Regions from separate parts of the Homo sapiens genome. Here region 1 is linked to region 2. Evidence: chromatin loops called from intact Hi-C (ENCODE). Cell type or tissue: PC-3. All regions are shown on one strand. Links, peaks and the distances in the headings refer to the core of each region. The heading gives the core; the rest is flanking DNA. Region 1 overlaps STAC (SH3 and cysteine rich domain). Region 2 overlaps STAC (SH3 and cysteine rich domain).

The links. A loop is a pair of places that touch in the nucleus more often than their neighbours do. Peaks named below come from ENCODE experiments on the same cell type or tissue, not always from the same donor. Only the 100,000 strongest peaks of a DNase experiment are listed, where the experiment ranks them.
Region 1: a loop joins it to region 2, with 5 times the contacts of the local background. A loop is called at or near these places in 4 of 110 quality-filtered maps.

Annotation. Positions count from the first base shown.
Region 1 is chr3:36,415,605-36,418,524 of GRCh38, reverse strand. The region is part of intron 1 of STAC (SH3 and cysteine rich domain); the gene reads right to left. All of the region lies in intron 2 of LOC124906227 (a long non-coding RNA gene), which reads left to right. Among named protein-coding and RNA genes, the nearest start is that of STAC, 37 kb to the right of the region's middle. In PC-3, for the core only: no CTCF peak of the experiment used is centred there; a DNase peak (open chromatin) is centred at 1,674; H3K4me3 peaks cover 413 bases; H3K27ac peaks cover 1,982 bases.
Region 2 is chr3:36,539,412-36,542,331 of GRCh38, reverse strand. All of the region lies in intron 10 of STAC (SH3 and cysteine rich domain), which reads right to left. Among named protein-coding and RNA genes, the nearest start is that of STAC, 160 kb to the right of the region's middle. In PC-3, for the core only: CTCF peaks have their summits at 1,013 and 1,232 (motif pointing right); a DNase peak (open chromatin) is centred at 1,241.

The DNA.
Region 1 (2,920 bases), core at 154-2,653, 120 kb after region 2:
AAGGAATTCTCAATGAGTTCCTCAGAATAGATGATTAAACAAGCCACATTCTATTAGCACAGAACTGTGGAATCATTTAATAACCCAAAGGCAAACATTAAAACACCTAAACAACTGGAAATTAATCCTCACCTCTCATTAGCATGTATGCATGCACACACACATCCTCTTCTGTTTCAGGGTATTAAAAAATAGTTATGAAAATAATAAGTGTAAAAACTTTAAGAGATACAATCATAGTTGTATTTAAGAGTAACTTCAAAGCCATTAAAGAGTTCATTGTTACAAAGGAAATAGTGCATATTGATGAAGCAAGAAGCAACTAAAAAATTATAAAAAGAAAAACAAAGGAAGGCCTAAGAAATCAGGAGAGATACCGAAAAATCATAAAATAGATAAATCAAAGAACTAGTTTATTGAAAAAAATGTTAAAATAGAAAAATTTACTTAGTCTAATCAATAGGAAAAGAAAATATCCCACTAAAACAAAATTTAGAATAAGAAAGGTGGTATAACCACAAATGCAAATGATTTGAGAACCTTCACTCATATACTTGAATATTTGGCCTTAAAAAATAACCTCTCTAGGAAAATGTAAATTGCTAAAATTAATTTAAAAATGAAAGAATAGCTGATTAGCTTAAACATCAAAGAAAATATGGAAAATGATTTTTAAATAATTATCTGCAAAGGAATGGCTGGACTGGTTTTTTATGGGCAAGTTTCTCCAAAATGTTAAGGAACACATAAATTCTATAATACATAATCTGTCCCATAGCATAGATCCAATTCATCTTTTTTCAAACCTATACTATTCCCTTGCTGGAACCCGGTGAAGAGAATGTGAACAGAAATATAGAAACATCCACATTCTACAAACCAATTTCCTTTCTAAATACAAAGAGAAACTTTAAGTAAAATACTAGGAAACCAAATAAATATGTTTTTCAATTATATTCTGTGGTCAAATAGGGTTTATTCTAGGAACAAAGACTATTATTTACATTGTTCTGAGAACTCTGGCTGTAAACCGTAAAGCAAACAATAGAAAAATTTATATACGTGTGTGTGTGTTTGTGTGAGTGTTTGTGTGTGTATAAGTACACTGGACTGTAAGAAGAGTGAACATAAACTATGCTGATTCCCCTGAATCCATTCCTGGATGTGCTACATAGACAGGAAGAAGGTTGAAGGCTCCAAGGACACAGGAAAAGAGAGACACTACTAGGCCTTTGGGTTCCATTTATATGGGAAAAACATCTTAAACTTAGAAGAGAGCTGAGCACCATGGCATACACAGGGTATCATGTTTTAAGGAGGGCCCTTCCCTCTCCTACATGGCTTTAGGAAGTTCATTGCCTCCTACACTCTTGTCCATGCAGAGCATTTATGCAGCAATGCCAGTTTGGGGCACACTGGAGGCTGTGGGGCCGCAGAGAATCTTTGGATGCCTGGTGCCATGGGGGGCAGATATATCAGGAGTAGGCCAAAGACCTGCCCCAAAGTTCTCCCTGGCCAAAAAAAAGTGCCTAATGTGAAAATGCAGGGAAGTTTCCTGAAAAGCAGCATTACTTGGTTGGGTGATGGGGGTTATAAACAGGGAGTGGTTGAATCCAGGTAACAGTACCAGAGGAAGCCTGCTCTTTGGTGCATTACTCACTCCTCAAATAAGAGCAAGGGACATGCTCAATGGCTTGTGCTTTTGCTTCCCTGACCACATACAAATTACCAGCCAAGGCAGCAAATACTCCCAGGGGAATATAGCCCTCAGGAAAAAATAACATGGCATAGAGAAGACAATGATTGGGCCAGAATAGAATATAAACTTAATATATGCATAATACATATCCTAAAGAATTAAGGGGCAATGTCAGAGGCATGATGCAAGAATAAGCAATCTTTCACAGGGAACCGACTGGAGATGATGGGCATAAAAAATACAAGACTTGATATAAAGAGCCCAAGAGAAGGACTGAATAGCAGCAAGGATAACTTTGTGCAGATGATTAAAATGTTTTATTAAAGTGTATATAAAGAGACCTGAATAATAGGAAGGTATACCATGTTTATGAATGATATACCAGAGTGCAGTGGCAAGCTCATGGCTCACTGAAGCCTCAAACTCATGGGCTCAAGCAATCCTCCCACCTCAGCCTCCTAAGTAGCTGGGACTACAGGCATGTGCCACCATGGTTGGCTAATTTTAAGAAAAATTTTGGAGATACCATGTCTCACTATGTTTCCCAGGCTGGTCTTGAAGTCCTGGGCTCAAGTGATCCTCCCACACCAGCTTCCAGAGTAGCTAAGATTATAGGCATGAGCCACCATGCTTGGCCTGACTAACATTTTTAGTAAGTCAATTCTTTCCAAGTTACTATAAAAATTAAAAGTAATTCCCAAAGGATACTGAACAAATTAACATCTGCAATAAAAATTATATTACAGAATAAAGGAACCAGAATAAAGAGCCAACGTCCTATTTAGAAAGAGGAGCAAAGAGAGTAATAGCCCAACTAGATTTTAAGACATACTAGAAAGCCACAAGAATGTTAAAAATACATGATACTTATTTTTAATAAATAGATATTTATAAAATACCATATACAACCATATATATCAATGGAATTGAATGTAAACATAGAACTCCGAAACAGATGGGTGAGTGCATGTAGAATTTTGTGAATATCAGAATGGTTTAGGACAAATTGGATTCCTTCTTCTCCTTGTGTCACACACAAATTTACAGTTGAGTTAAATATCTAGGGCGGTTCCAAGATGGCCAAATAGGAACAGCTCCAATCTACAGCTCCCAACGTGAGCGACGCAGAAGATGGGTGATTTCTGCATTTCCAACTGAGGTACCGGGTTCCTCTCACTGGGGCTTGTCAGACAGTGGGTGCCGGACAGTGGGTGCAGTGCA
Region 2 (2,920 bases), core at 231-2,730:
GGCCACAAGCAAACCACTAAAGTCATCACCGACAAGGAGAATGGGATCAATTCAGTTAGCATTGCCTGAGTCATTTAAGATATAGGTGGACAACAGAACAAAATCAGGGCTCTGCAGCATGGGAAAAGGGCAAACAGGTGTTAAAAGGTTTTAATTGGAGGAATAAGGTGATCAGATTTATTTAAAACAATTCTTTCTATTCTCCTTTCCCCTCCCTTCTCTTCCCTTCCCTTTCCTCTTCTCCTCTCCCCTACCCTTGACTTTCCTCCTTTCCCTTCCCATCTTTATCTGTCCTGTTTTTTTCTCCTGCCACCCATTCTCTCTCCATCCTTCCTCCCTCTCTCTAACATAAAGAGACTTCCTGAAAGCTGGACAAATTTTCTTCCCATACTGATAAATCCTGACCTGACCAGCCAGCTTGTTGACATGAGCATCATGTATGCAGCAGTGGTAAGCTGGATGTCCCAACACCAAGGTAAGTGCAGCATATGCAGAGCAGAGGCACCTCACATACACAGCATCCCATCTCTAGCCAGCCCAGCACATACCTAACCATGTAGCTCAGCTATGGCCAGCTCCTCAGCATCTCTCAGAAACTTTGCTTTCCTAGTATGGGACACAGGCAGTTTACGGTCTTCTGGATTCGAATGCCTTACTCAATTTCCTCCCAATCTCATTCTCCAGAGCCTAGACTCTTTAATGGCTTGGAGGTCCTTGCTTTGGAGTTAAATGTTAACATTCAGTGTTCCATCTTTGATATTTTAGACTCCTGATCACACATCCATGTCCTCTACATTGGTTTTTGAATTTTGTGGAAACTGAGCTGGAGCCAGACTAATTCACTCACCATTTCAGCTGGGCAACCTTAGTTCTGCATCAATCACTCACTGTTCTAGGATAACTAAAACCTTGAGGCAAACACTGATGATTGGTACTCATGGTCATTTCTGTCGTTTTCCCACGAAGCAGAGTCCTGCCTTTCATTCTGTTGCCCATCCCTATCCTATGTGACTTAGGTAAATTTAATTGATCCAAGTCCTGTTTCTGTCCTCCTTGTTAGTGATTCTTAGTGGTTTACATAGAACTTAGTTCCAGCCAATGAAGCAAGATGAAATACCTGCTAGGGAAACTCTGGGAAAGTTTTTTTTTTCTTCCCCCCTATTAAAAGAGATGCCTTAGGAAGAAAATCTTTCTTTGTCTGGAAGGATTCCTGGAGTGGCTGCAGCCATCTGTGACCACTAGGGGACGTAGCTATCATTTCAAGGATAGCTTAGCAGAAATGTGGAAGAATTTGGTTCTCTGACCAGAGGATCAAGCCACTGAATTATCAACCCAAGAACTGACCTCTATCAGACTCTTTATTATAGGAGTAAAATAGACCCTTTAAGTTTGAGTTTGATTTTTGTAACTTGAGATGTTTATTCATTTGCTATTACTGTTGTAACAAATCACCACAAATTTAGAAGCCTTAAACAACACCATTTATTATATCACAGTTTTGTAGGTCTAGCGGACTTGGCTGGTTTTCTCTGCTCTGGGTTTTATAAGGCCAAAATCACGGAGTCAAAAGGGCTCTATTCCTTCCTTTCTTTGCTTTTTCTATAGGGGATTATTTAATTTTAGGCTCATTTAGGATGTTGCTGCGTTCAGCTCCCTGTGGCTGGAGGACTGAGATGCCTGTTTCCAGCTTCTAGAGGCCACCCTCATCCTCTGGCTTGTGGTCCCCTTTCTCCATCTTCACATCCATTAATGGTAGGCTGAGTCTTTCTCATACTTTATCTCTCTTTGACTTACACTTTTACCTCATTTTTCATCTGTCCTCTTCTGCTGCATCTCCCTGACTCTAGCCAGATACATTTCTCTGTTCTTAAGGGCTCAAGTGATTAGATTTGGTCCACCTAGACAATCTAGGGTATCTCCCTATCCCAGAGTCCATAACCTTCATCACATCTGCAAAGTCCCTTTTGTGTAAACTCTGGATTAGTTTCCTGTTGTTGCTACAATAAATTACCCCAAATTTGGTGGCTTATAACAACACAAATTTATTATCTTACAGTTCTAGGGTTCAGAAGTCCTAAGAACAAGGTGCTGGCAGGGCTGCATTCTTTCTAGAGGCTCTAAGAGAGAGTCTGTTTCCTTGTCTTTTCCAGCTCTAGAGGTCATCACCTATATTCCTTGGCTCACAGCTCCTTCCTTCACCTTCAAGGCCAGGAGCATAGCATCTTCAAATCTCTCTCTCTCTCTGACCCCGGCTTCCATCATCACATCTCCTTCTCTGACGCTGGCCCTCCTGTCTCCCTCTTCTAAGAATCTCTGTGATTACACTGGGCTCACCCTGATAATCCAGATAATCTACTGGTCACAAAATCTTTAACTTAATCACATCTACAAAATTCCTTTTGTCATATAAAGTAACATATTCCAAGTTTTGGAGGTTAGGACCCGGGCATCTTTGGGGAGTTGTTATTCTGCCTACCACAGGATAAAAGGACCAAGACTATTACAATAAAACATTTTAAAAATTACAGAAAATATGCATGTATGTCTCAGAGTTCTCCTTTCAGACATACTGAATGCAGTAGGTTGAAGGAAGACTTGGCCTCAGTGTTATAAGGAGAAAATATCTCGAGGTAAAGAGATGATGCAATGAGACACAAAGAAAACATGCTGTATAGCAAAGGCATAGATTCAACCTAAATGCCCATCAATGGTAGACTGGATAAAGAAAATATATGTACCCCAAATCTGGGGTACATATACACCATGGAATACTAAGCAGCCATAAAACAACAAGATCATGTCCTTTGCAGGGATATGGATGGAGCTGGAGGCCATTGTCCTTAGCAAACTAACACAGGAACAGAAAACCAAAAAAATACTGCATGTTCTCACTTGTAAGTTGGAGCTAAATGATGAGGAC